Regions from separate parts of the Homo sapiens genome. Here regions 1 and 2 are each linked to region 3. A link is a loop called in an ENCODE intact Hi-C map of the cell type or tissue named here. Cell type or tissue: GM12878. All regions are shown on one strand. Each heading gives the region's core, and the rest is flanking DNA. Links, peaks and the distances in the headings are about the cores only.

Region 1 (9,887 bases), core at 1-8,000, 79 kb before region 3:
TATACCAAGTATTAAATCCTGGACATTAAAAAAATGTTAGATTGTGCTGGGCACAGTGGCTCACGCCTGTAATCCCAGAACTTTCGGAGGCCGAGGTGGGCAGATCACGAGGTCAGGAGTTTGAGACCAGCCTGACCAACACGGCGAAACCCCATCTCTACTAAAAATACAAAAATTAGCCTGGCGTGGTGGTGCATGCCTGTAATCCCAGCTACTCCGGAGGCTGAGGCAGGAGAATCGCTTGAACTTGGGAGGCAGAGGTTGCAGTGAACCGAGATCGTGCCACTGCACTCCAGCCGTGGCAACAGAGCGAGACTCCATCTCAAAAAAAAAAAAAAAAAAAAAAGTTAGGTTGTTATAAAAACATTCAGGAAATAACTATATAGCACACAGTGGTGCTTAAGAACCCTGAGGCTGGGGCCTCCCTGCCTGGGCTTGAATCCCAGCTGGGGAGAGTCACCTGATAGCATCTCCTTGTGCTGACTAAAGCTCCCTGTTCTGTAAACCTGATATATTAGCACCTACCTTCTAAAATTCTTGTAAGGATTAAATAGTTAATACACATACAGTATCTAGAATAATGCCTACCACATAAAATGTGTTATATAAGAGCTAACTGTTATTGACATAATTATTAAGGGCCAGAATAGTTCATTGAGATTATCCTCTAAATTTCAATAAAATTTTGGATATCTCATTTTCCACATTGCCTTACTACCTAGACATTTTCATAGTAACAGCCATGTACGTACATATCTATCATACAGCTTGAGCTATTAAGAACCAACAGCTCTCTTCTTATTAATGTTACTTTCCTTTTGTTAAATGATTACCATGGCAAAGAGCTGTTTTCTGCCTTTGAAAAATCAGCTTCACTCCAGAGGTTACCAGAACAGAGAAGAAAATCTGATAGGTGGGAAACCTTTGAGCCCCTAGATGGATAATTCAGAGGGCAGGAAAGCAGCTGCTTTTGTTTCAAATTAGGTTGATATAAATGAATTCCTGCCTGAGATTTCAGTGCTTTGGCAGATCAATGGGCTCAGGAATCAAAGGCATCAAAGGTGATGTTTCTAATGTGAATGTATGAGCCTTTTAAAACACTAATTAAAGACTGTCCCTCGTTTGTTTTATTGTGCAAAAATAGCAGCATCATGAAAGATTCTTTTTTGAGGGTTAAAAAAAAATCCATTGATTAGAAAGATACAGTAGAAAGGTTGAATACATTATTTTCACTTTTTTTTTGTCTTTTTGTTTTTTTTTTCCTTTTTCTGGAGAACGGGGTCTTGCTATATTGCCCAGGCAGGTCTCGAACTCCTGGGCTCAAGCTATCCTCCCCCCTCTTGCCTCCCTGAGAGCTGGGATTACAGGCGTGAGCCACCGCACCCGGCCTATTTTCATCACTGAATACAAGAACCTATGCGCTGTCCCCTCACCCCTAACACCCCCAGTCGAAGTGTCCCATAATCTACCTGCATTGCTTGGACCCCTGAAGTACAGTTCATTTGTACAATTAAGATTTGTTAGGCTGAGGCAGGAGAATCGCTTGAACCCGGGAGGCAGAGGTGGCAGTGAGCTGAGATTGTGCCATTGCACTCCAGCCTGGGCAACAAGAGCAAAAAACTCGTCTCAGAAAAAAAAAAAAAAGATTTGTTTTACTGTGGAACTATAAGGTCTGTTCCAGTCAATTTCCTTAGTAGAAACACAGATTGTACAGTTGTCCCTCAGTAACTGAGGGATTGGTTTTTTTACCTAAAAGGAAGAAGCTGAGACAAAATTAATATAAGTAGAGGGTTCATTTGGGTCAAGTTTAAGGATTACAACTCGAGAGCACATATTCAAGTTGCCCTGAAAATACATTCTGATTAACAGCAATAACAAGTGAATTTTTTTTTTTTTTTTTGAGACAGCTTCTCGCTCTGTCACCCAGGCTTGGGGGCAGTGGCGCGATCTCGGCTCACTGCAACCTCTGCCTCCTGCCTTCAAGCAATTCTCTGCCTCAGCCTCCCAAGTAGCTGCGATTACAGGCGTCCACCATCACACCCAGCTAATTTTTGTATTTTTAATAGAGATGGGATTTCACCATCTTGGCCAGGCTGATCTTGAACCCCTGACCTTGTGATCCACCTGCCTTGGCCTCCCAAAGTGCCGGGATTACAGGCCTAAGCCATTGCGCCTGGCCACAAGTGGATTTTTAAAAGGGGGACAGATACAAAAAGAGTGGGCTGATACAAAGTTGTTTTCCAGGAATTCTCATTCATTTACAGAAATAACATTGATTAGCGATTGACTATATATTCTTAAGCTACAGTGTCAGGGTTATAGTGGCCAGTGTGGAATTATTAGTTTAGTTTTTAGCTAATTGTGGCAATAGCAAGCAGTGTCAACAGATGATTGCATATTGCACCACTACACTCCAGCCTGGGCAACAGAAAGAGACCCTCTTTCCAAAAAAAAAAAAAAAAAAAAAAAAAAAAAAGATAACTACATAGCTCAAAAAGGTGTGATTACTGTCTTATTTTGATACCTCTCTCTGGACCTAACAATTAAAAGGACTTGCATTCCTCAGATAAAAGTTATTTTCTTTTTTTTTAAGTTGAACAATTTTAATTAAGTTACTCGTAAGCAGTAAAATTTTATGCAGTTTCATGAAAAGTCCCATGTTTCACATGCTTAAATTATGGTTCATTGTCTTTACTTGAAGGTTTTGAAGGTGGGACCTTCTTCTGAATCTTTCTAGTGGTTGAATAAAGTACATATTCTGGGGTGCTACTCACAGTGAATTTATGGCTTGTCCAAATAAATTTACTAGCAATAGGTGATTTTATAGGAGGATCTTCAGTCATACAGTGAAGCCAATGAAGCCACTCAAGAGGCACCAGGCTTCCATCCACATCCCAGGATGTGCTTCTGCCATTCATTTCAGTAGCGTATATAACCTCTCTGTGATGGCCAGAAAACTGCTTGTTATCTTCATAGTATTTGCTTCCTTATTTGTCTTCAAAGTCAAAAAGGGTCACCACCCTTAAGAAGCTGACAGCCTGACAAGAGAGACAGCCTGATATAAAAGTCATAACTGTACAAAGTTGTGGAGAAAACCACAATGTTAACTGCAGGTGTTGGAAGTACAAAAGAGAACTCTACATGGTTTATGGTGAGTGGGTCAGTGAGGGAAGCTTCCTGAAAGAAGTATCACTGAAATGAGTCTTAAAGGAGCAGTAGGAATTTGCAGAACGTAGGAGCATGACTGGTGCCTTCAAGTAAGAGTGGAGGAGACCAGCATGGCTGGAGTGTAGTTTCAAGGGTGTGATTGAGAATGACTTTAGGAAGGATGGGGACCATATTGGGCAGGGCCTTGAATGCCCTTTTAAGGGTTTTAGCTTTTACTCTAAGTGAGATGGGAAGCCATCAAAGGGTTTTGAGTAGAGAAGTGACATGATGTGATATTTTTAGAAGGATCTTTCTGGATGCTTTGTTAGAAACAAACCCTGTTAAAGGTGGGCAGGAGGCAGGGAAGGACAGAGGCTGTAACTGTAACAGGATCAAAAGCCAGTAGTGGCTTACACTTGATGGTAAATGACTGTGTTCTGGAAATATTTTGAAGGTAGAGCCAATGGGATTTGCTGACAGATTGGTGTATGAGAGAGAAAGAGGAGTGAGGATGTTTGGCTTCAGCTAGAAGGATGTCTTGCCATTTACCAATATGGGGAAAACCGTGAGAGGAACAAGTCTGGAGAAGAAAATCAGAAGTTTAGTTCTCATACTTTAAAGTAAATATGAGAGATTACTCCCCAAAGGACAGTAGTTTTTCCTAAAGAGGAACTAGATGGAGGACATGGTGAAGATAAAGTCATCTTCTGAGTGTCAAGTATAATGCACTCAGCATGATGCCTGTGATGGCAGGTAGAGTGGGTGGATGAACCCCTCAGTGCATGGACCCTGCTCTCAAGGACAGCTTGTGAGGAGGCTTAACTCACACAAATGAGCTAGAAAGATATGAAGTCAAGGACCAGATTATGGGATACAGATCTCAAGTGGCACAGGATAGTAGCAGAGGGAAATGTGAGTGTGGTAGTCAAAGTAGTCTGAAGTAGTCAAAGAAGGCCTCTAGAAGGCAGTGGGGGCAGGAGCCGTCCTCACAGTATGGGGATGACTTGGACAGAGTGGAAAAGGGTCAAGATTGTGAGAACAAGCAGGTTCCATTTGGGGCACAGATAATCCGTGCCTAGCTGGAAGAGTTGCTGGGAGGATTTTAAAAGAATTGGTTCACCGGGCGCAGTGGCTCATGCCTGTAATCCCAGCACTTTGAGAGGCCGAGGAAGGCGGATCACCTGAGGTCAGGAGTTCAAGACCAGCCTGACCAACATGGAGAAACCCTGTCTCTACTAAAAATACAAAATTAGCCCGGCATGGTGGCGCATGCTGGTAATCCCAGCTACTCGGGAGGCAGAGGCAGGAGAATCGCTTGAACCTGGGAGGCAGAGGTTGCGGTGAGCCGAGATTGCGCCATTGCACTCCAGCCTGGAGACAGAGCGAGACTCCGTTTCAAAAGAAAAAAATAATAAAATAAAAATAAAAAATAAAATAAAAGAATCGGTTCTTGGCACATAGTAAGCACTTGATAATAGATAGCTAACAATATTTCTTATACTAGAGGAATAGCTGGAGATAGAACTGTGTAAAACTCTCTTGAATCCAACCCGTCTTCCATATCCCTGTGTTTCCCACTCCTTTGCTACCCTTTGCCCTTTTTCCTCTCCTGGGTTGTCCTCTAACATTTCTAGTAGAGAACCTTCAAATATGACTTTCTAGGTTGTCTGAGGGGAGAAAGGGAATTGGGCTATGCTATTTCACAAGTCCATCTAGGGTTTATTATGAGTTTTTAAAAAATTTATTATTTATTATGGGCTTTTATTATTTTTATGGGTTTTATTAATCTCATCCATGTGGATACTACAAAGGTCCAGAAGGGGGCAATGTGACACTTGGACTTAAGGGTTTTTTTCACAAATGTTTTGGAATTCACCCCATATTGTCTAATCCAGGATCTCAGAAGGGCAGGGCTGGAATGATCTGTAAACATCATAGGTTCCAACATTCTCACTTGCCAGTAAAGATACTGAACCTAGAGAGTGGAAAAGACTGGCTCAAGGTCACAAAGACATTTCGTGGGAAAGCTGAGACTGTAACCATGTTCTGACCCTGAGTGTATATTATTCCATGACCTCACTTGGTTGTTTAATTTGGGGGAATCTCCCTCAGAAGCACAGTTTCTCAAAACTGTGTCATTTACTGATAACTTTTAAAGGAATTAAATTCTCATAACTCCTTGGTTGAGACCTTTTTTTTTTTTGACTTGGAGTCTCGCTCTGTCGCCCAGGCTGGAGTGCAGTGGCACAATCTTGGCTCACTGCAACCTCTGCCTCCTGGGTTCACGCCATTCTTCTGCCTCAGCCTCCCGAGTAGCTGGGACTACAGGTGCCCGCCACCACACCTGGCTAATTTTTTGTATTTTTAGTAGAGACAGGGTTTCACCGTGTTAGCCAGGATGGTCTCGATCTCCTGACCTCGTGATCCGCCCACCTCAGCCTCCCAAAGTCTTGGGATTACAGGCCTGAGCCACCGCACCCGGCCGAGACCTGTTTTATTGTAAATAAACATAAACAAAAATTTTACATTAAAGATACTGAAAATGTACAAATATAAAACTCCAGTTTAAATTTATTTTCCCAACCAGGTGCTGTGGCTCACTCCTGTAATCCCAGCGTTTTGGGAGGCTGAGGCAGGCAGATCGCTTGAACCCAGGAATTCAAGACCAGCCTGGCCAACATGGCAAAACCCTGTCTCTACAAAAAAAAAAACCCTAAAAATCAGCTAGGTGTGGCAGGGCACATCTGTGATCCCAGCTACTTGGGAGGCTGAGGTGGGAGGCTCTCTTGAGACCAGGAGGTGGAGGTTGCAGTGAACTGAGATCGTTCCACTGTACTCCAGCCTGGGTGACAGAATGAGACCGTGTCTCAAAAACAATTAATTAATTAATTAACTTTCTTTTCCTTAAAGCTCGTATACATATAAAGCAAAACGAATTTTACTGAGTTAAGCACACAAAAAAACCTTCAAACCAATGAAATTTAGATTAACAGTATTACATGAAAAATATAGATGATACTGTTTTGTCGAAATTAATTTGCTACTCACAAGTGAATATAGTACTTTTTAAAACAATAACACGCTTACTTGCTTCACCTTAGTTTCTTTAACATGACCAGTCCTCAATAAAGACTTTTGGGCCAGGTGTGGTGGCTCATGCCTGTAATTCCAGCACTTTGGGAGGCCAAGGCAGGTGGATCACATGAGGCTGACCTGAGTTCAGGGCTAGCCTGGGCAACATGGCAAAACCCCGTCTCTACTAAAAATACAAAAATTAGCCGGGCGTGGTGGCAGGAGCCTGTAATCGCAGGTACGCAGGAGGCTGAGGCAGGAGAATCGCTTGAACTGGGAGGTGGAGGTTGCAGTGAGCTGAGATCGCGCCATTGCACTCCAGCCTGGGCTACAAGAGCAAAACTCCATCTCAAAAAAAAAAAAAAAAAAAAGATTCTTTAATTTAATTTGCCTGAAGGTATAAATAATTGGAAATACCTTGATGTATCAGAAAACTAAAATCAGGAATCTCTGTCATTGGTCCACTGTACTTTATATCTACCTATCTAAACCTTTATAGGCTATACAGATAGATGTAGACAAGACAGATAAAATCTGTCTCTATTTATACATATTCATGAATATCAACCTATATCTGTATCTTTTTTTTCTTTTTTAAATTTTAGCCTTTTTTTTTTTTTTGAGATGGAGTCTGGCTCTGTTGCCCAGGCTGGAGTGCAGTGGCACCATCTCAGCTCACTGCAACTTCTGCCTCCTGAGTTCAAGTGATTCTTCTGCCTCAGCCTCCTGAGTAGCTGGGACTACAGGCTCATGCCACCATGCCCAACTAATTTTTGTATTTTTAGTAGAGATGGGGTTTCACTATGTTGGCCAGGGTCTCGAACTCCTGACCTCGTGATTTACCCACCTTGGCCTCCCAAAGTGCTGGGATTACAGGTGTGAGCCACCAAGCCCAGCCTAATTTTAGCCTCTTTTTTTTTTTCTTTAAGAGCGAAGACTTCCTTTGAAATATCTCTACCTTTACCTATAGATAAACAGATACCAATTACATATAAATTTCAAGTTATAAAACTAGTTATACATGTTATAAAACCTTCAAACAACCCAGAAACAAATGGAGTAAGAAATGAAAGCCCTCTTGCACAAACATTGGGTTGCCATAACAAAAGTTGAAACAATAAAGGCTTAAAGAAGATAGAATCTTATATCTCTCACATCATAATATACAAGGTAGCAATCCTGGGTTGATCTGGTGACTGTGTAGTGATGGGTTTAGGCTCCTTCTCGGTGGCTCTGCAATTCTCAGCACATGGCTTCCATCTTGGTCCAAGGTGGCTGTTTCCATTTACCCCACTGTGTCCACATTCTAGCTAGCAGGAAGATGGGAAGAAGGAAGAGGCGAGAGGTCATGCTTCTTTTTTTAAAGGTCACAACATGGCAGTCACGTATGTCACTTGTGCTCACAGCCCATGACTGGAACTCAGATACATGGCCAAACTAAACTATAGCCAAAACTGGGAAATACAGTCCTCAGTTGGATAGCAATGTGCCCAGCTAAAACTTCTCTGTTATAAAATAGTGGTTTTCAAGTTTGGCTGCACAACAGAATCACCTGGAAAACTTAAACAAATAGACACCTCCCACTCCACAGGCCAATTCAATCACAATATTTGGGGGGCAGGGCCTAGACTTCTGCATTTTTTGAATGCTCTCTGGTGATTTTCATGCAGGTTAAGGTTGAGAACCACTGCTATAGAAGAAAGAACAGATGAAGGGGGGATAACAACCCCCATCACCGTCATTTTCACTCCTCCCCAATTCTGTACCTCACACTCCTTCCCCATTTGTCACCCACTAGTTCAATCTGCATTTTACCAGAGCTTTTTTTTGTGCATGTACAAGTACGCACTACGTGCATATGCACATGGTCTGTCCTGACACCCAGTAGTGACTCCAGCATTTCTATATGGGTGTGTCTTGGAATAGTAATATTACTAGAAGAGGCATGAGCCTCTGTATTTGCATGGCACTTTACACTAATCAAAAAATATATTATTTTCTTGGCTGGATGCTGTGGCTCACACCTATAATCCCAGGATTTTGAGAGGCTGAGGCTGGGGGATCACTTGAGCTCAGGAGTTCAACACCAGCCTGGGCGACATAGTGAGACACCATCTCTACAAAAAATAAAAAATTAGCTGGGCATGTTGGCACAAGCTTGTTGTCGCAGCTACTCAGGAGACTGAGTTGGGTGGATTGCTTGGGTCCAGGAGATCGAGGCTGCAGTGAGCCATCCTCTCATTACTGCAGTCCAGCCTGAGTGACAGAGTGAAACTCTAGTTATCTCTTCCTCTATCTATATCTATATATCTATATTTATAAATGTATAATTTTCTTATGTGTGTCAAAGAATGAGGGCTAATGAAGAATTTGTGGTGGTGTGAAAGCTGAAGCCATCTCTTGGTTTAGCCCCTGCAAGCATCATAATATTGAATCGTTTACCTTTTCCCAGTGGTCTCAAATGCCACCTCTATTACATATTAAATCTCCATATATATGAAGATTTTTTAAAAGTATTATTTATTCTGTTAGTTCAGATTGTTACTACATATTTGTTCACTTTTAAAAAACATTTATTATTATTATTGTTTTTAAAACCCATCACAGAAATGGACAGTCTGGGTCTGCAAAAGCATTCATGTTTTAAAGCATAGGTCAGTAGTTGTATATTAGAGCATACACTGCTACATAAAAATTAACTGATCAGACCACAACTTTTCAATGTTTAAAACAGAATAAGCTTCCCTGTAAAAGCAGCACCTTTGTGACGTTTTCACTTTAGTATTCCTCTCTTTCTTCCTCACCTTCTCCTTCAACAGAATCCACACCAACCTCCTTATAATCCTTCTCAAGGGCAGTCATGTCCTCACTGGCCTCAGAAAACTCTCCTTCCTCCCTTCTCTCACCCACGTACCAGTGAACAAAAGCACTCTTGACATACATTCAAGTCAAACTTGTGGTCCAGGTGAGCCCAGGCCTCAGCAATGGCTGTGGTATTGCTCAGCATGCACACAGCTCTCTGTGTCTTGACCAGGTCTCCACCAGTCACCACAGTGGGAGGGCTGGCAGTTAATGCCAACCTTGAAGCCAGGGGGCACCAAACCACAAATTAGATGATACACTTGGTCTTGATTGATGGTGGCAATGGCAGCATTGACGTCTTTGAGAACCATGTCACCACGGTAAAACAGGCAGCAAGCCATGTATTTACCATGGCAAGGCTCACATTTCATCATCTGGTTGGCAGGCTGAAAGCAAGCACTGGCAGTCTCTGCTACAGAAAGCTGTTTCATGGTAGGCTTTCTCAGCAGAGATGACAGGGCATATGTGTCCAGACGGAAGTGGATGGGGGGATAGGCCACCAGCTTGGTCTGGAATTCTGTCAGATCAACATTCAGGACTCCATCAAATCTCAGGGAAGCAGTGATGGAGGACACAATTTGACCTATCAACCTATTCAGTTTAGTATAGGTTGGGCGTTCAGTATCAAGGTTCTATGCCAGATATCATAAGTGGCCTCATTGTCTACCATGAAGACACAATCAGAGTGCTCCAGGGTGGTGTGGGAGGTGAGGATGGAGTTGTAGGGCTCAACTACAGCTGTGGAAACCTGGGGTGGTGAGTAAATGGAGAACTGCAGCTTGGACTTCTTGCCGTAATCAACCGGG
Region 2 (10,096 bases), core at 980-8,979, 84 kb after region 3:
CTGCCCAACATAAACAACTTTTTTTTTTTTTTTTGAGACGGAGTCACCCAGGCTGGAGTGCAGTGGCGCGACCTTGGCTCACTGCAGGCTCCGCCTCCCGGGTTCACGCCATTCTCCTGCCTCAGCCTCCCGAGTAGCTGGGACTACAGGTGCCTGCCACCATGCCCGGCTAATTTTTTTGTATTTTTAGTAGAGACAAGGTTTCACCGTGTTAGCCAGGATGGTCTCGATCTTCTGACCTCGTGATCCGCCTGCCTCGGCCTCCCAAAGTGCTGGGATTACAGGCGTGAGCCACCGCGCCCGGCCATGATAAACAACCTGTTATTGTATTTATGTTCAGAAACATTCAGAAGCTCATTAATGAAGTCACTGTAGAGGAGTTTGAACAAGAAAACTGCTGTCTCAGGCATCAAAAACTACAATGACCATTTATAAGGTATAAAACATAGGACCTATTTCTAGGCAGAAAAGAAAGAAGCCTAGTAAGTTTACCGTACGTTGACTTATATTAATTAATTGTTATTAGTAATACATGCTACTTGGGAATTACATTTCCAGTGTTAGCAATGCTTTCTGCATCTTAAACACTTTCTCAAATCTTAAAGTCTTTATACCCAGTCAGGGATAAGGGACTACATTTTAGATAAGTAAAGACATGCTCCATACTAAACTAATCTGAAAACAAGAGAATCTTTATCTATTCTTGTTGAACATCAGGAAACACAACAGACAGGATCTGTAATTTATGGTTAAAAAAATACTACAGAATTAAATTTAATTTTATTTGAGATTAGGTCATAACAACTCTGTATTTTTCAGCTTTCTTAGCACAGAGAGGTCAATTTACAAATTGTGCTTGAATAAAGTAAATATTTTTAGATCCAACTGATTGGCTTCCTAGTTCCTCTTTAATTAAAATTGAGTCCTTTTTAAAATGAAGACTTATGTTTCTGATTATATTTTCCCTTATCACAGCAAAACATCATTTCTGTTCCTATGCCTTTCAGATCTCTGACACCTGCTTATCCCAAAGAAACATCCCTGAAAATCCTGTTACCAATACCTTCCCTGGATAACCTCCAGAATCTCTTATACACCCACAGAAACTTCCTCTGTTTTTTTTCTCCAAGCCTTTCTGGGAGTCCTATTGGAGCCCTTACAAGCTTCAAGCTTCAAGTCTGAGGTGATATGTGCCAATAAGGTGGAAGGAATTGAGAGGAGTTGAAAATTTGGAGTTTCTCAGAGCAACTGGAGCAGGTTCAGACAGATTTAGTGCAGCTGTGTCCACTTGACACAAATATCCAGCTGTTTCTAACTACCTAGAGCATTGTCTATCCACGCATTGTCTATGAATTTTTTACTTTCCAACTATTACCAACAATATTCTTTAAGATTAAATAAAAGACTGGTAGAATCTTGGCCAGACATGTACCAAGGAATTTTTCAAAGAAGTTGGGAACTTGGAGCACCCCTCAGAATCCTCATTGGTATGTAGCCCCTGGAGTGCCACAGATGATGCTGGTTCCCAATGACTAAACCACCTGAGCCAATGGAGCCACGTGGTGGCTTGAACTGAGGAGATGCTGAGAAAATTCTCAGGCTTCTCCCTTCTCCCACAAAGACACTCATGCTTAATACAAGTTTGAATCAAGAATTGTTTCCTCCCCTACATCTGACCCTGAGTGTGACCTTTAAACTTTATTTGATCTCAGAAACTTTGAGAATCTTATAAAACCTATGGACCCTCTAAAAATGCTCACAGGTTCATACACAAAAATTTCAGGAAGTTCACAGCCCCTAACCTGATGAAAGTCTATCAACAGACATCTTACAAACTCTTCCTCTGAACTTTTAAGAACGCTTATCTTGGAGCAGTTTTTCCTCAAAATTGAATAATGGATAAATCCCTCTGAAAGGGGGGAAAATATATTTCAAATTCCAGAGATCATCTCAAATCATTAAGATGATCTGCAGAACCCAGCTGGATAAAGAGTCCCCTTGAGACTCTAGGCAGACAGAACCCATTTTGTCACCACTGCATCCCCAGCATATAGAACAGTGCTTGGTGCATAATTGTTAATTCATAAATATTTGTTGAATTCACTGAAAGAATAAGGTTTCTGAGTGACTCAGGAGCTCAGGCATAAGCAATGGGTTTATTTATAGCCCAAAGAAAGGAGCACCAAATGACTCACTAGCATCACCTGGAGCCACAAATGGTGTTAAAACCAGCATGCCAGGGAGATGCCTGATACTCGGATGCAGTAGAGTTTGGAGAGGGTATTTTATGGTTAGTCCCACCACTGCTTTAGAATGACATTGGAGGTGTACAAGTGTTCTGAACTAAGAGACCTGGGTTCACATCCTGTTTCTGCAATTCACGAGCTGTACACAAGTGAACCGTGTAACCTGAGTCACAGCTTTCTCCTGTGTATGATTGGGAGATCATTTATGCTTTCCTCACAGCATTGTTGTCAGAATCCAGATTTACTAAATACCAATGCAGTTCAGATGTTAGAGCCTCCATAGAAATGTTAAGTACATATACAAACAAAGCTTTTAATAACTGAGCCAGGGGCAGGGGTGGGAGGCTTCACTGTGAACCAACACCACAGAATCAAAAGCAGAGATTGGATTGGCATTTCTGATTGGATTGCATATAGCACTGTGACAGGTATAGATATTTCCACGCTTCTTTTTGAACCTTTTCTTTTGTTTTTCTTTGCCTTTTTGTTGTTGTGGTGGTGGTGGTTTTTTGAGACGGGATTTAACTCTGTCACCCAGGTTGGAGTGCACTGGCATGAGCACGGCTCACTGCAGCCTCGAACTGGGCTCAACGATCCTCCCATCACAGCCTCCCAAGTAGCTGGGACTACAGGTGCATGCCACCATGCCTGGCTAGTTTTAAAGTTTTTTGTAGAGATGGGGTCTCACCATGTTGCCCAGGCTGGTCTTGAACACCTGGGCTCAAGCGATACCCCTGCCTTGGCCTCCCAAAGTGCTGGGATTACAGGCATAAACCACCACACCCAGCCTAACTTTTTGAACTTTATAATATGCTCCTGATGAATTCATAAAGTAGAAATGACAGCAACCCATATACTAAAAAAGGTTAAAAGCCATGAAATATAACAGAGTTATCTTTTGTTTGGGGTTTTGTTTTGCTTGGGAAAGTCATGAACACTTTTTGGTGACTGGGGGAATTTAGTCCTAACCACAGCACTACAGGGTGGAAGTAGATGGTGTGCTGGTATGGGGCTCAGGACATCTTTGGACAGAGAGACTATGAATTTACTCCAGGGAGCCTGGGGCCTAATGGACAGAATATTTACTCTTCCCTCCCTTGTTTGGATGATTGTTTGTATGTTGTAATCAAGCAAAGCCTTTCCAACCTATTATTCGTTGGGCAGGGAAATAATCACTGTGCAGGTTTAGACCTCCCGGCTGATGAGCACTCACATGACAGCAGCCAAGTCACAATCCCCATCAGCTCTCTGGATGCGACACATATTCACTCTTTCCAGGAGCCTTCTGGAAATATGATGTGAAACCTCCGTGCAACAGCTGGAGGCAATGGGAAGTATGGCTAAAAGAAGAAAAGAAAGAAAATGTTAAATTTTACGGTTTATAGAACACTGGCATGGTTCTCATTTTAAAGATTTCAGAGAAACAATGTTAATCCACACAAACAAGGGGCAAACATGGCTTTGTGAATACAGACTTGGGGCAGGACATGTTCCCACTTTCTGGAATTTAAGCTATATTTGTGAAAGAGAAAATGTAAATTTAGGCAAAGACACAAAACAAGTGAAAGAGATGAAAAGAGTTACAGACAAGGATTCTGGTGGTACTGCAGACTGATCAAAGATGAAAGGAGTGAGGTCAACACGGTGTTTCATGCATTTTGGAACTGGAAAAGCATCATTCGTTCAGCAAACATTTATTGATTGCCCATTCTGTGACAGGCCCTGAGCTCTGCATTCAAAGTTGAAATAAGGCATAATCTGTCCTTGTGATGCTTAATAGTCCAGTGGGAGGCAGGCCATAATAATCCCAACACAGCAAAATAAGTGTTAAAGAGTTATGTTCAAAGGGTTATGGGATTATACATGAAAGAAGCCAGATTCGAAAGGCCATACTGTATGATTCCCTTTATATGAAAGATCCAGAATGGGCAAATCCATAAAGACAGAAAGTAGATTAGTGGTTGCCAGGGGCTGGGGGGCTAAGGGATGGAGAGGGACGAGTGAAAGGAGGGGACACGGAGTGACTGTGAACAGGTACAAGATCTCTTTTTGGAGTGATGAAAATGTGCTGGAATTAGATATTGGTGATCACACAATTCTGTGAATATATTGAAGACCACTGAATTTTATACTTTAAAATGGAGAATTTTATGGTTTGTGAATACTGGTTGTTCCTACATTTATTAATGCATTTATTTCCTAAAACTGTTTCTTTCTTTAGCTATGCTGTGCTGCCTAAGTCAAACTCTTAATATCCTGAACAAGGTATTGGATTTATCACGTATCCACCCATTCATCCACCCATCTCACTATACGTGAATCACTACGCTAGACCCTGAAGGTAGAAAGATGAAGCGTTACTAGCCTCAAAGATTAGCTGTGGCCCAAGCAACTCTAATAGGAAACATACTTTCAGAAGCATGGTAGCAATTAAGAATCACAAGAAAATCTGTGTGTTTAGGAATTTGAGTTATCTGAGTGCTGATATCAATTCAAACAGTCTTAAGCCAGAAGAGTACCGGGGGCCTATATATACTTAGTAAACTGGATTGCATTTCTCAAATATTAATATAAACGTAGGATGGGCTCAGCTGGAGATCACTTGATCTAAGTCACATTAACTATAAAAAGGCAAGAAGCAGGCCAGCATTTATTACATGTTAGTAGGTGCAACTAGTGCCCTCCAGAGGAAGCAGAAAATATAAGAGGCCAGGAAACAACTTTGGAGAGAACATGGGAAGTTAGGCAATGGAGAATGTAAACTGGGTAGTTCCGAATAGGGCAACTGTAAAATTCTGTTAGATAACATCGCCCCCTAGAGGTTCCCTCCTGCAGCCTCCTGTCAGAATAGTTCCATTTTTAAAAAGCCATCAGCTACTTCCCTTTATTTCAATTATGACTCCAGAATTTCTATATAGGAGAGATTTTGGTGTGTCAATTAGGCTGAAAAAGATGATTATGTGACATTTCTTCAGCATTTACATAGTTTTGTTCAGATGATACTGAACAATGGTTGTTGGAGAGGTTGTTGGGGAGGCAAGCTGATAAGAGGTCGGGGAGGCCAAAACCTGTTTGCAAAGACCACCTTGGTCAGGTATATAATGGAAAATAACCAGCTTATGTTCCAGAATTGGAGTTCACACAAACACAAACCTGTATGATGGAGAAGGGGTTCCCCTGAAGAGAAATATGTGACTATTACTGAAAATAAGAGAAGTCTTGCAGAGTGGGCTTAATAAAGCAGCGGAGTCCAGAGGTATGAATGAGCAAGGATCTGAGGTATAATGCAAGACTTTGCCTGATCCACCCCCAACTGCCTCCCTAACCCCTCCTAGAGGTGCTCCCTTTGCTTTGGGAAGGGCAAAGCCCAACAGATCCATCTGGGAATTTCTCTGAAAAGTGATTTGTGAGATCAGCAGATGCGTTTCCCAGCTGGCCTGAGAAGCAGGCACTGAGGTCAGCTCTCTGGAGAAGTGGGCAACCACCAGTGGGTTTCAAATGGATCCAGAGCAGCTGCCCAACAGAGGAACCACAAAACTGGGAGTAAGGGTTCTGATTATGCAAGGGATCATCCCTCCTACACTATCAGGTCAACTTCCCCCAGACTCTTAGAGGGAAAGTACCCTTCTCCAGGACCCACTATTTGAGAATTGTCAAGAATATTTGGATTGAGAAATCCTGCAGCAACTTTGTAATTACTGCCAGGCAAGAAAGTGGGGACCCAGAACATCACAATTTCTACTCACCAACCAGTGAAGCCCAGAGTATAGGAGTTCCATGGGTAGCATCTGATGTGTCTATGCAGTGAATTGAAATCAGTATTTAAATCATATTTGAATCAGTTTGCTCTGGCATTTTTGAGATTGTATCAACTTTTGCTCCATTAAAAATAATGGTGTGCTTCTGTAGAGTGTGTGTGAAAGAAAGTAGGGGGAAAACATTTCTAACATAAGAGAAAATGTGGCAAGGGCTATGTGATAAACAGAATGGTATCTGGAACACTGAAAGGCAGAAGCGATAAATTATAGAGACTTGGGTCCATCTTTATCAAGGTGGTGGCATTTGAGCTGAAAATGTGAAAAATGGATAGAATATGAATAGGGCAGTAAATATAGAGGAGACAGTGGGTGTAAAGATACAAATGTGGAAAAAGGCAGATTCATGCAAATTTGGTTGGAATATAGAATTTATGAATGTAAGTTGTAGGAGGATGACATGAAAAGTATTTTGAGGCCAGACAGCTTTATATTTTATACCAATAACACGAGTTCAGTAACCTCTTTCTATGGAAACTTTAAAAATCAAGACATGACAATTCACCTAAACTAATACTTCTGTGGAAATGTAGATGTGAATAAATAAATGATGACTTAACTACTATTCCCCTTTCCTTGTGAAACATTTCAACACAGAGGAACTACCAAGAATAATAAAAACACCTATATACTCATCACCCAAATGTTATTAATGTTAAGTCTTTTCCATATTTGCCTTCAGTCTTATTTTTAAGTAACTGTTTCCAGTACTTTACTGTTACAAGCAAGGCTACAACAAACATCCTAATGATAACAGACATTGTTTGAGTTCTTACTGTGTGCCAGGCACTAGTGTAACTGCCATGTGTGAATTAATTTAAATAATCTACACAGCAACTATATGCAGAAGAAAGTATATTAATCACCATTTTATAAATGGGTAATAATATGCAGAAAAACTACATAACTTCCCCGAGATCAAAGGGCCAAGAAATAAATAGTGGGGCTGGAATTTGAATACATACATTCTGGCACTTTTTAGGCCTTTTGGTTATACTTTATTTGCTTTTCTAGATGTCTCCTTGGGGCTTGTGTGAGAATTTCTCTACAGCAGTGGTTCTCAAACTTTAATGTGTATCAAAATCAAATACCTCTCTTACCTCAGGTTTCTGATTCAGTAAATCTGAGGGGAGGCTTGAACATTTGCATATCTTATTATTTATTTATTTATTTATTTATTTTTCAGATGGAATCTTACTCTGTCACCAAGGCTGGAGTGCAGTGGCGCGATCTCGGCTCATTGCAACCTCCGTCTCCGGGGTTCAAGAGATTCTCCTGCCTCAGCTGCCCATGTAGCTGGAATTAAAGGTGTGTGCCAACACGCCTGTTTAATTTTTGTATTTTTAGTAGAGACGGGGTTTCACCATGTTGACCAGGCTGGTCTTGAACTCCTGACCTCAAGTGATCTGCCTGCCTCGCCCTTCCAAAGTGCTGAGATTACAGGTGTGAGCCACCATGCTGGGCCAATATTTGCATATCTAATAACTTCCCTGGTGATGTTGATACTGCTAGTCCTGGAACACATTTGGAGAACCACCGTTCTTGAAAAACAGATTTACACATGGAATTGCTAGGTTGTAGGATATATGCATCTTTAACTATATTTCATACCAGCAAATTGCTCTACAAAGTGATTATACCAATTTACACTCATACCTGCAGTTGATGAGAGTTCCATTTCTGCACATCCTCAACAACTTTTCATAATGTCGTTTTAAAATGTTGCCAATCTGATGGGGTTGAAATTGTACCTTAATGTGGCTTCATTTGTGTTCCCCTACTGGTAAGTTATTAATCATTCACATTTTCTCTTTGAATTGCCAAATCTTATTTTTGCCAGCTATTTTTTTACCTTGATTTTTAAAAAATTATTTATAAGAACTCATAAAATATTTGGGATACTTATCTCTTCTCAGTAATTAGAAAATATTTTCTCCCCCTTGGTAAGTGTATCTTTTAACTTTGAAGTATTTCCTTACAGTTTGCCATTTATGTCTTATTTAGCAAATCCTCCCATAGTCAGATATCATAAAAATAACATAATAATAATTTTGTTTTAAAAAGCAAAGCTTTTTTACCCCTGTAATTTATTTTTTATAGATTGTGAGTCAGAAAAAAAGTTTTTGCATGAGAATACCTATTGTCTCAGAACTATAGTGGTAAATGAAATTTTTTTCTCCATTTACAAAGGGCAAAGAAACCACTTCCCCCTTTATTCCATACTTTTTAAAATGTATGTATTTTTTACTTAAAAAGTCTTTTCAAAAGATGGGGGTCCTGCCATGTTGCCCAGGCTGGTCTCCAAGTCCTGGACTCAAGGGATCCGCCCACCTTGGCCTCCCCAAATGTTGGGATTACAGGCATGAGCTACCACCACACCCATCCCTTTCTTCCGTTTTTTTTTTTCTTTTCTTTTTTTCTGAGGCAGAGTATCACTCTGTTGCCCAGGCTGGAGGGCAGTGGCACAATCTCGGCTCACTGCAACCTCCACCTCCTGGGTTCAAGCGATTCTCCTGCCTCAGCCTCCCAAGTAGCTGGGACCACAGGTGCCAGCCACCATGCCCAGCTAATTTTTGTATTTTTAGTAGAGGTGAGGTTTCACCATGTTGGCCAGGTTGGTCTTGAACTTCTGACCTCAAATGATCCACCCACCTCAGCCTCCCAAAGTGCTGGGATTACAGGCGTGAGCCACCGCGCCCGGCCTCCTTTCCTCCATTCTTAAGATGAGGTTCTTTAAAGACATAGTGTATCTTAATCTTTACTTTTGGATTGAGATAAATCTCTACAAGGATTAAGCCCACTCTTCAGTTTTTGTAATAATAGCTATATATATCCAAGGCCAAGGGCCAAATAACCTCCAGATGTATTTTTAAAAACACCTCTGGATTTAGCTCAGGGTCTCTCACAAGACGTGTAGAAACTGTCACAAGGTGTGACCCTTTTATCTTTTGAGGAGGTGAGAAGTTATTCTTTCTTCTGCTATGCTATATAAAATTCTGTTCCAATTTCATAGTCACTTTTGTGCTGCCGTACATGCTTGTAAATGTGTTAATGCTTACTCAGTAATACTTTTTTTTCTCTTCTGTATTGGTACAGAGGAATCTTTCATTGGCAGGATTGTTCTTTCCATAACAGAACCACCCCATCTCACTGATATGCAGACACTCCTTAAATCTTCAAGTTTACACATACACATAGGTCTGCTTCTGGGCTTTTTCTTCTGTCTCATGCTCTACTTATTGATCTCTGCATCAATTCCACATGTTTCAACTAAGACACTTTTTAATAAATCTCAAAACTTGATACAATAAGTCTTCCCACTCAATTTATTCTTCAAAATTGTCTTGGCTGTTCTTGATCCTTTACCTTTTAGATAAATTTTAGAATCAGTTTGCTTAGTTCTTTAAGAATTTCAGGAATTGTGGTTGGAATTGCACTAAGTTTACAACTAAGATCTGAAATATATTGTCTTCCCATTCATAAATATGGAATTATCTCTCTATCTATTCAGATTTTCTTGGTCCTCCAAGATCTTTATGAAGAAAATGATAAGATAATGTCGTATATCTTAGATCTATATTTAGGTACCTTATATATTTTGTTGTATTGTGAATGAACTCTTTAAAAATACTTTTTTCTAATTAGTTAATTTTTATGTATAAGAATTCTATTGATTATTTAATGTTGCTCTTGTATCCAGCAACCTTGCTGAATTTTTTTATTTTTAATAGTTTGGAGTAGATACTCCAGTTTTACAGGTAAATCGTCATTTTCATCTCTTTCTTCTCAATTCCTGTGTAGGAAATAAAGGATTTTTCTCTTTTAAAATCTGTTACTTTGCTAAATGCCTAGAACAGTACCTAGCCCATTGAAAGTTTTAAATTGCTGCGGTGGATTAATCTATTTTCTTCCTTGCCCTCCTGGGATAAACCATACTTATTCATAATATATTAATTTTTATATATTGTATAAGATATGCTATTTATTAAGATTTTTGCACCTCTGTTCATAAATTAATCTATACTTTTATACCCT
Region 3 (9,898 bases), core at 1,899-9,898:
CAAGACCATTGTTGGGCATTTAACTTACCAGAGCTTCAGCTTCTTTAACAGGTTGTATTAGTCAGGAAAAGAAAAATTACTATAGATATTTCAAACAGAGGGGAGTTTTAATGCAGGGAAATAGCTACAAACTTGTTGGCTGGGCTGGAAGAACAAAGCGGAAAAGGTGGTTCTCTGATCCCATGAGCCTGCACTCCTGCTGAAGCTGCTGGAGCTACAGTACTAGTACCTCTGCTGCTGAGCTGGAACCCAGAGACCCAAAGTCCCACTGTTGGTGCTGCCACTGACAAGAACAAGAGAGGTACCTTCTTCCCACCTTCTAATATTTCTTGAGTACTTCCAATATTTCTTGAGTACTTCCATCAGCCCTCTAACCAGAACCCAGATGGCATAAGAACCAATGAAATGTAATTGTGAGGCTTTGAAGAGTGGCACAGCTCCTCAGTTTTAGAGAAAGAATCCTAAAACCTAAAATTCTACAACTCAATTTCCTTTTTAGGTATGACATCATTGGATGGTGCTACTTAGGTGGCAGAATTTCATTGACCCAAAGGTCTTGGGTTATGAGTTACCTGGGCCGAACTGATTCATGAACATTCTGTATGACTTGTTTGTCAACCCATCACTAATTTGATACTTAAAAATGAAAGTCAAATCCTGTATTTATGTCATTTGTCCTCTGCTGCTCTGCAATTAAAGGTCTTAAGGGGCCAGGTGCAGTGGATCATGCCTATAATCCTAGCACTCTGGGAGGCTGAGGCAGGAGGATCACTTGAGCCCAGGAGTTCAAGACCAGCCTAGGCAACATAGCAAGACTCTGTCTCAACAAAAAAAATTTTTTTAAAATGAGCTGAGCATGGTGGTGCATGCCTGCAGTCCCAGCTACTAGGGAGGCTGAGGTAGCAGGATCACTTGAGCCCAGGAGTACAAGGGTGTAGTGAGCTGTGATTGCACCACTGCACTCCAGCCTGGGTGATGGTGAGACCTTGTCTATAGAGAAAGGAAAAAAAAAAAAAAAAAAGAAAAGACTTAAGGGATACCAGTTGTATCTTCCTTCCAAACAGAAGAATCTTTTTTTTTTCTCATTCATCCAACCAATGCCAACATGTTACATACTAAACATTAGGGATGCTTAATGGGAGACTTCCTTATCCTCTCGAATATTCACTATTTTATGGGACAATAAGAGAAAAACACATAATAATAAACAGGTAACAACATTGAGAACCACATTATATAATGGAGAACTACCTAACCCAGCCTGGTGGTAGGGCAAGGAGTGTTAGGAAAAGCATCCTGGTTATAGGGGCCTGACTTGAGCCCCAGGAATGGGTAGGAGTAAGCAGTAAAGCACTGAAGAAATGGAGGGTAGTAGATTTTCAACAGAGTGGACACCATGAAGAAAGGCAAGCTACAAGGAATTACAAAAAACTTTACTTGTCTATTGGAATGAAATGTGAGCTGAGTGGATCAGGTAAATAATAGATTAGAATAACTAGGTAAGGGTTAGGTCATGAAGGTTCTGGTATGCTGATGTTGAGGGCTTCAAATTTATCATGAAGATAGTAAGAAGCCATCGGAGAGTTTAAGGAATAACATGGTGATATTAGTTGTCAGGTCAGTGTTTTTCCAACTCCGGAATCAATTTAGTGGATGGCAAGCACACATTTAAAAAAATGAAACAGAAAAGAATACAAGATATAAGATTGCATGGCACAGGGTAAATGTAAAGATTTTTCTTGAATCAACCTTTTGTTTTAATTATTCATACATATATAAAGTATACATAAGTTGCAATACAAAGTGTATTTTTACTGGGGGCCACAGTCAAAAAAGTTTGACAGCCACTGTTTTATCCTCACTAATGCTGTTTTACAGTCACTGGTGCTGTGAATGGATGAGTTAGGAAGCTGACATGGCAGTCCAGATAAGACATGGGTCATGAACTAGAGCATTTACTACATGTGGAGCGAAGAGGAACAGCCTCCAAAAACATGGAAAAAGCAAAAGAACTGGCAGAAACTGTAACTGACTAGATGTTAGGGAAAGAAGAAAATGTATACAATGACTTCCAGATTTCCATCCTCAAGTGTTTTATGACTTGACAAGCACACTGTCAGATACACTAAATGAACAGAGATCCTCTCCACTTTGTTCTACTCCACTTCTTCCACACAAACCCTGTTTACTTTATGCCCTTTTCCCTGGTAAGTGGAGTTCAGCCAAACCAGCGCTCAGAACCACCACTGAGGAAGTGAAGAGATCAAGCTCAGACAAGCTGCTTTCGTTCCTGTCATTTCACCAACATCTCCATACATTTTTCCAGTTTGGTTTTCCTATCTACTTCCTTCCTATATGGGACTTAACACAAGATTCTTAACTTTCATGTATGCAGTTTATACTAGAAAACACACAAAGAGAACTACACTGAAGTCAACATTAAGGATAAATGCTAAATACTACCCAATCTTTCCCCATCTTACAACTACTTACCTACATAACCCTCCCTCTACCCTTTACTCTCAAATTATTATATTCTTTATCCAAAAACATTTAGTGCTTTCTTCAACAACCCACCTCGTGCTTCTGCTTATTGAAATCCTTTATAGCCCTAGATCACATAGGTCACATTTTACCCATGAAACCTTTCTAAATTACCTTTTGCATTTCTTGCCTATCCTTCTACATCATCATACTTCGTCAATTAAAGTCACTTTTTTGGGTAACATTTCAGAAATTGGGATTCCTCTTACAATTGCTATCAGACAGAAGCCAATTATGATGTTGTCATTGCTTACACATGGGAAAATAACAAAACTGCCAGCATGACATTTGCATATGACAGTCAACAGCCTGAAAGAAATTCCCAGAAATGATACTGGAGCATTCATTTCACCCTCTAGGAACCAAATGGACTGGGAAGGAAGTAGAAGATGGGGAATCCCTAAGCAGCAGTCAAAGTAGGCTGGCTTTGCATAATTGCAAAGCTGAAGGCCAGCACCAAAACCTTCGCATTCTTTTTTGGGATCTTGAAAGGAATGCTACATCACCAATTCTCTTGGCGGCACAGAGGATGTTTAACGGAAAATTACAGGTATTAACAACTCTGACTCCAAAAACAATTCAGAAGGCAGACTCTAAATATGTGAAATTTAGCAATTCCTTATGTGTTTTTTCACTTGTGTTTTCCATCTTATTGAATGTGCAAGTGACATATGACAAAAATCTATGTCTAACTCTAAAAGAGCTCTTTAAAAAATTCTAAGTAATCAAAAAAGCATTGTATCTTAATTTAATTGGCAATGAAGCATCTTAAATTTATTACATCCTAGATTCTTTAGATAGTACGAAATATAGCATTCAGTGCTTCAACTGTGTTACTTCCCAAATATCTGCCTGAATTATGGATTGAAATGTCTGGGTTTCCCCACCAAATTCATATGTTGAAGCCTTAACTCTCAATGTGATGGCATTTGGAGATGGGGCCTTTGGAAAATAATCAGGTTTAGATGAGGTCATGAGAATGGGGCCCTCATGATGGGATCAGTGCTCTTATAAGAAGATAAAACGAGAGCTTGCTCATGCTGTCATACTCTCTCTATGCCATGTGAGGACACGGGCAATCCAGGAGGAGAGCCCTGATCGGGAACCAACCACGCTGGCACCCTGACTTCCAGACTGCAAACCTATGAGATCATAAATGTCTGCTGTTTAAACCACCTACTCTATGGTATTTTGCTGTGGCACCTAAGCAGATTAAATAGTCTGGTCACCTCAACTAAGTCCAAGCTCCTTAAGGTCTCCTCATGTCTTAGACTACTGTATGGCCCATTTTACCAGACATAGCATATATACCGCTGCTACTCAATTCCACAATGGAAAGAAAAACTCCTAAACACAACAGTCTACTTCCGAATTATATCCTCTTGATTCCTAAATTACTGGCCATATTTTTGTATTCAATACAGGAAAAACAATGTCATCACCAACATTCAGGGACAGGGGCATAAAGAAAGACTAAGGGAGGCTCATTCTTGTTAAGACCTAAAGCTGAGGAGGGTAAAGATAAGGCTTTTACATTCCTACTCCATTCATCTTCAACTCCTTTCCTGTGTCTACAACTCAGATGGAGGACTACTGATTTTCTGGATATGAAGCACTTGAAATGTTCTACATCCATCCTCACTCTGAGCTTCAACAAACTCTCCCCATCAATTTTTTGATAAAGTTGGTGCCCACTTTGCTGAATTTGAAATGAAAATATAAAAGGGCTGCCTAATATGCCACTAGGCATGGATTCTAAGTTTATAGTAAAATAAGATACTGGATAGTCCACAAGAAAGAGCCCTACAACTACTGTTATCAGAAAAAGACTAGTCCATAGGCTTATAAGCTCCTACATATGATCTCTTAAGTCACCAAAGTAGGAGTAACCACCTTTCCAGCCTTTCCCACAAGGCTACCCTTTAGATTCTTTTCAACTCTTCAAACTGCTTTAAATATGCTGAAGACAGTATGGTCTTCCTTGCCTGGCTCAGTGGTTTTTAACACTATTGGAAATAAAGTGAACAGGGAATATATCTTTTTGAAGGTATAAACCAGTTTGCAATATACTTGTACTCACTAATAAATTCACTTTAGTCTTTTAAGAGCATCATGTAGCAACACTGGCAATATATTTAATTATCCTTATAATGCTTGTACAATTCTCTATAAAAAGTTATAATGCAAGGCTTCCATTTCAGAATTAATCTGTATTTGTCACAGTCTGACCAGCTCTGATCAATTCTTTGTATTATAGTACTCCTAAAATAAGATACAACTCTATGACTCCTAAATGTCCTACATTAAATACATGACATGTTTCATTTGAAAACAAACAAAAAACGTAGGTTAACTAAAATAACCCACATACATCAAATGGAAAGTGAAACACAATTCTGACTTTGATGGAAAAAAACATTTTTACATTGTCCAAGTCAGTCAATATTACTCATTCTCTGAGGGTTTCTGACAGCCAATGTGTTTTCCATTATGTTCTTGGTAAAAAGCCATCTAATCTGAAATATTTAGCCTTTGGTTCAAATTCAGAAAGAGAGTGATTAAGTTGACAGGAAAATTAATACAGAGAAATAATTGCTTTCATGACATTTAGAAGAACAGAAAGTTAATAGTTTCTGGTCTCAAATGTTACTTTTTTTTTTGAGACGGAGTTTCGCTCTTGTTGCCCAGGCTGGAGTGCAATGGTGTGATCTCGGCTCACTGCAACCTCCGCCTCCCAGGTTCAAGCGATTCTACTGCCTCAGCCTCTCAAGTAGCTGGGATTACAGGCGGGTGCCACCACACCCAGCTGATTTTGTATTTTTAATAGAGATGGGGTTTGACCATGTTGGTCAGGCTGGTCTCAAACTCCTGACCTCAAGTGATCCACCCGCCTCGGCCTCCCGAAGTGCTGGGATTACAGGCGTGAGCCACCGTGCCCAGCAAATGTTACTTTTAACTATCCTATTGAGCATGTGCTCTTACATTGTCCTTTCAAATGCTCTCTGAAATAGGCTAGATATAGTTAGATATAAATTAGGGAAAAAAAGACTAGCTACAGGTCTGAGGTGCTCACATTATGGTATTCACTCTTTACCCTACCAGAGAATAGAATATTCTGGTTAATTCACTATTTAAGAATAAAGAGGCCGGGTGTGATGGCTCACACCTGTAATCCCAGCACTTTGGGAGGCCGAGGTGGGCGGATCACTTAAGGTCAGGAGTTCAAGACCAGCCTGGCCAAAATGGTGAAACCCCCTCTCTACTAAAAATACAAAAATTAGCTGGTTTTGGTGGCGGGCAACAGTAATCCCAGCTACTTGGAAGGCTGAGGCAGGAGAATCACTTGAACCTGGGAGACGGAGGTTGCAGTGAGCCAAGATCTGAGCCAAGATCGTGCCACTGCACTCCAGCCTGGGTCACAGAGTGAGACTCCGTCTCAAAAAAAAAAAAAAAAAAATTTAAAAAATTTAAAAAAAGAGATAAATCACAAAAACTTTCAAGTAGAACATAATTTTAAAAATCTGATGGTTAAAAAAATTACGTTTTTAATTTTTTACAGATAATGCATTTTATTATTTTCAGAGTACTATATTCACCATAAAATAAGTCTAAAGAGAATAATGAGGACTCTGTATTTATAATAAAATACACACATTTTCTTTTTAAATTCTATCCTTAAAAAAGGCGAGAAAAGGCAACTTTCAGAGAACTTTGTAAACCTTTCAAGTCTTCCAACAAAGTAGTACCAACAGAGGACTAAAGTCTTAAATAAGTCTCATTAAAGTGAAGGCTCACTCCCTCTGGTGGACAAAAGAAACTCCATATGCTATTTCCAGAATCAGTAAAGCAAGATAAGGAAGCCTTGTTAATGTTTTCTGAATGCTTCCTGCCTAGAATACATAAAAGACCTATATAGTTATTCTGAGAATAAATCTGGAAATGAAAGAGAACTGGAAAGGGGAAAAAAGGGGGAGGGAAACTAGCTGATGATACTGGTGCAAGGGAAGTCCTAACCTAGCTCCTCAATGGCTGTGTTGGGGAAGGACTTCAGCATCAGTCTCTCCTAAGTGAGCTCTGCCTCTGCTCTCTTCTCTGTCATAGGCCAACAGTTTTTTCCAAACTGCATGTCTAACCATTGTCAAGATGCTGCAGGTTGAGCATTCCTAATACAAAAATGCTAAAATCTGAAATGCTCCAAAATCTGAAACTCTCTGAGCACCAACATGATGCTCAAAGGAAATGCTCATTGGAACATTTTGGATTTTGGATTTCCAGATTAGGGCTGCTCAAATGGTATGTTTTCTCAAATATTCCAAGACCCAGAAAAATCCAAAATCTTTAACATTGCTGGTCCCAAGCATTGTTCAGATAAGGAAAATTCAATTTATATTTCAAACTGCCAAGTTTCTCCTCTATTATTTAGGCTTAGCCTCTCTGCATTAAACAAGGAGCTTTTGGAGAGCAGGAACCGTGCTTTGTTCATTTTTGTGTCCCCGGTACCCAACCCACTGTTTGGCATATGGTAGATGCTAATGTTGAATAAATGAAATGGTACTAGACTTCTAATCTAAAGTCATTAACACCCATAGGAAATCATAATCTTGAAATACAAAAAAAGCAGAATTGTAAGAGAAGCACTCCCTGACAATATGAGAAAGCAATGGCTGCAAATAATTAGATTACCAGTTGAAACACATTTGAAATTACTGTCCATTCTCACATAATTTTTTTTTTTTTTTTTTTTTGAGACAGAGTCCCACTCTGTTGCCCAGGCTGGAGTGCAGTGGCGCAATCTCAGCTCACTGCAACCTCCGACTTCTGGGTTCAAGCGATTCTCTTGCCTCAGCCTCCTGAGCTGCTTGACTTACAGGCACCTGCCACCAAGCCTGGCTAATTTTTTTGTATTTTTAGTAGAGACTGGGTTTTACCATGTTGGCCAGGCTGGTCTCAAATTCCTGACCTCAGGTGATCCACCCGCCACAGCCTCCCAAAGTGGTGGGATTACAGACGTGAGCCACTGTGCCTGGCCCATTCTTACATAATTTTAAACATTCATCCACAGCCCAGATACATATCTTTTGAGGCCATAATTTAAAAAGCACTAATGGCAGTCATGTTTACCTCTGATTGTTTCTGATTAAGTAGTCCATGTAATTACATTTTATTATAAGTACTTTTTCTCTTATGAGTGAACACTAATTTTTAAAATTTGTTTCTAGATTTTAAACATTAGTCTAATAAACATAAAATTAGTTTCCTGAAGCATTAAAGCATTAACAGAATTTTAAAGATGAGGTAGAACCCTAAAAGGGGTTTTAAGAACATATGGCACAAACAAATCGTTATTTTCTCTAGGATACCAAGTTTCCTCCTTCCATTAGAGAGGAATACTTTCCTTAAGCAGCATGACAGGATGTCATACCTGTGTGAAGGATAGAGAACTGCAGTCTCCAGGTCTGTCACTGTTTCCTCCTTCGGGCACTAGGAATTTCAAACAAGAACTGCTTTTAAAGTTATAAATCACTACCCAAATTCAAATACTAATGAATCCAATTCAAAGTGAGTTAAAATAAGCAATTCCTTATCCAATTACATTATGCAGAATAGAATTTGACATTTGCTTAGAAAAAATCATACTTAAAGCTTATAGAACATTTTCCCCCTTATTTTCATAGCCCTTATAGTGAAAGGTTCAGTCCTGGTAATAAACGGATATAAGAAGCCTACTATTGCAGGAAGGAATAAACAAAAAAACCTCAAGGAAATAAGAAGCCCATGTCACCAATTGAGGCTTTAAACCAAGGTTTTCAAGAATTGGGGGAAAGGAATATAAACAAGTTGTAATGAGTTAGCAAATTTCTAGAGTAAAGAGATATATGCAGTCAAGAGCCTGCACTGCATGTAACAGATTGTGGCTTTGGCAGCAATTCTGGACCTCAGTTTCCTCATCTATAAAATGAAGCTAATACAGTTGCCCTCCCCAGATCATTGTGAAGGATTGCTGAGATGATAAAATATGTGAAGACACTTTGTAACACAAAGCACCAATACACTGACTATTACCTTAGTTCTTATAGTTCTTATAAGTGTTTTTCAAAGAAAATAAAGGTATTTTTTCTAGCAAGACCTAATCATTTTCAACACTGCCACCTTCACCCTCCCAACCTTTTATAAAGTGATTTTCCCTCTTACTGCTTATGTTAAAAAATTAAGCATTTAGACAAAGGAGCATTAAACATTATTATGTAAATTAAGTAGAAATAATTTGCGAAGGTGACTGGAACATATTCTTCAGTCCATCTGTTTTGAAAGACTGATTGTTACTTGAGATGGCAACTTCTATGTTTAACACAGCATACACCATTTCCTCTGCTCTCTATTTAATTACTGGCAAATTTAGCATCTGCCCTTAATGGATTCACTGGTAACTACATTCGGATGTTATTAATATTTAATAAAGCTTTACTTTTTTTACATAATTACATAATTTAAGAGCTCTTCAGTCGTAGCGCCTTTTACTTCATTAACTAAGTTTACTACCCACCTACGCCCCCCTGCCCCATAAAAAGAAATAGATCTTGAGTTTTGTAGGCAAAGAATACTACAATATTCCAAAAATGTCTCTAATTAACTGTAATTATACATACTTTGAGAAAATAACCTATCTTTGTTCTTTATTATCTCAAATTATGCCTTTGTCTTCTGCAAATTAAGCAGACCACAGAGACCAGTTCTTGAAAAACAAGATTCCTTCTCCATGTTAAGACTACTTAAATAATAATATTTCTTCTTGATGTTCATGTATGTATATGCATTTGACACTACTTGTATCAAGGAAATTTTCCTTGAACTGCCTATATTCTGCCTTTCCTTGCACTGCCTATATTCCCTCAAATTTTTTTTTTTTTTTGAGACAGGGTCTCCCTCTGTCACCCAGACTGGAATGCAGTAGCATTCCAGTCACTGCTCACTGTAACCTCGACCTCCCAGGCTCAAGTGATCCTCCTGTCTCAGACCCCGCAAGTAGCTGGGACTACAGGCACATGCCACAATACACAGCTGATTTTTGTATTTTTTGTAGAGATGGGGTTTTGCCATCTTTCCCAGGCTGTTCTCCAACTCCTGGGCTAAACCAATCCACCCACTTTGGCCTCCCAAAGTGCTGGGATTATAGGCGTGGGCCACCTTGCCTGGGCCCCTCTTTCTATTTTGATTACTTAAATTGGAGAGGGATGTTAGGTGGGAGAGACACAGAGAACAAAGAAGAAACAAATAGAAGATTCAGAAAGGATTGCTGTGCTACTTAAGGATTTCTCTATTCTGGCTAAACCAGTATTGCCAAAGTCTCAAGCAG

Evidence for each region. Peaks named below come from ENCODE experiments on the same cell type or tissue, not always from the same donor. Only the 100,000 strongest peaks of a DNase experiment are listed, where the experiment ranks them.
Region 1: it touches region 3 in a loop (5-fold over the local background); 23 of 110 quality-filtered maps call a loop at or near these places.
Region 2: a loop joins it to region 3, with 6 times the contacts of the local background. A loop is called at or near these places in 32 of 110 quality-filtered maps.

The regions. Positions count from the first base shown.
Region 1 is chr5:43,222,815-43,232,701 of GRCh38, forward strand. The region is part of intron 1 of NIM1K (NIM1 serine/threonine protein kinase); the gene reads left to right. It also overlaps the pseudogene TUBAP14. Among named protein-coding and RNA genes, the nearest start is that of NIM1K, 36 kb to the left of the region's middle. In GM12878, for the core only: a CTCF peak has its summit at 4,978 (motif pointing right); no DNase peak of the experiment used is centred there.
Region 2 is chr5:43,384,891-43,394,986 of GRCh38, forward strand. CCL28 (C-C motif chemokine ligand 28) reads right to left here. Exons shown (of 3, transcript NM_148672.3): 2 at 3,460-3,586. Among named protein-coding and RNA genes, the nearest start is that of CCL28, 22 kb to the right of the region's middle. RefSeq lists an enhancer at 2,089-2,158. In GM12878, for the core only: CTCF peaks have their summits at 2,207 and 5,069 (motif pointing left); DNase peaks (open chromatin) are centred at 2,341 and 4,941.
Region 3 is chr5:43,299,800-43,309,697 of GRCh38, forward strand. HMGCS1 (3-hydroxy-3-methylglutaryl-CoA synthase 1) reads right to left here. Exons shown (of 11, transcript NM_001098272.3): 2 at 7,967-8,025. Among named protein-coding and RNA genes, the nearest start is that of HMGCS1, 8.7 kb to the right of the region's middle. RefSeq lists a silencer at 1,808-2,102 and an enhancer at 6,381-6,440. In GM12878, for the core only: a CTCF peak has its summit at 6,343 (motif pointing left); DNase peaks (open chromatin) are centred at 4,952 and 6,402; H3K4me3 peaks cover 2,366 bases; H3K27ac peaks cover 1,950 bases.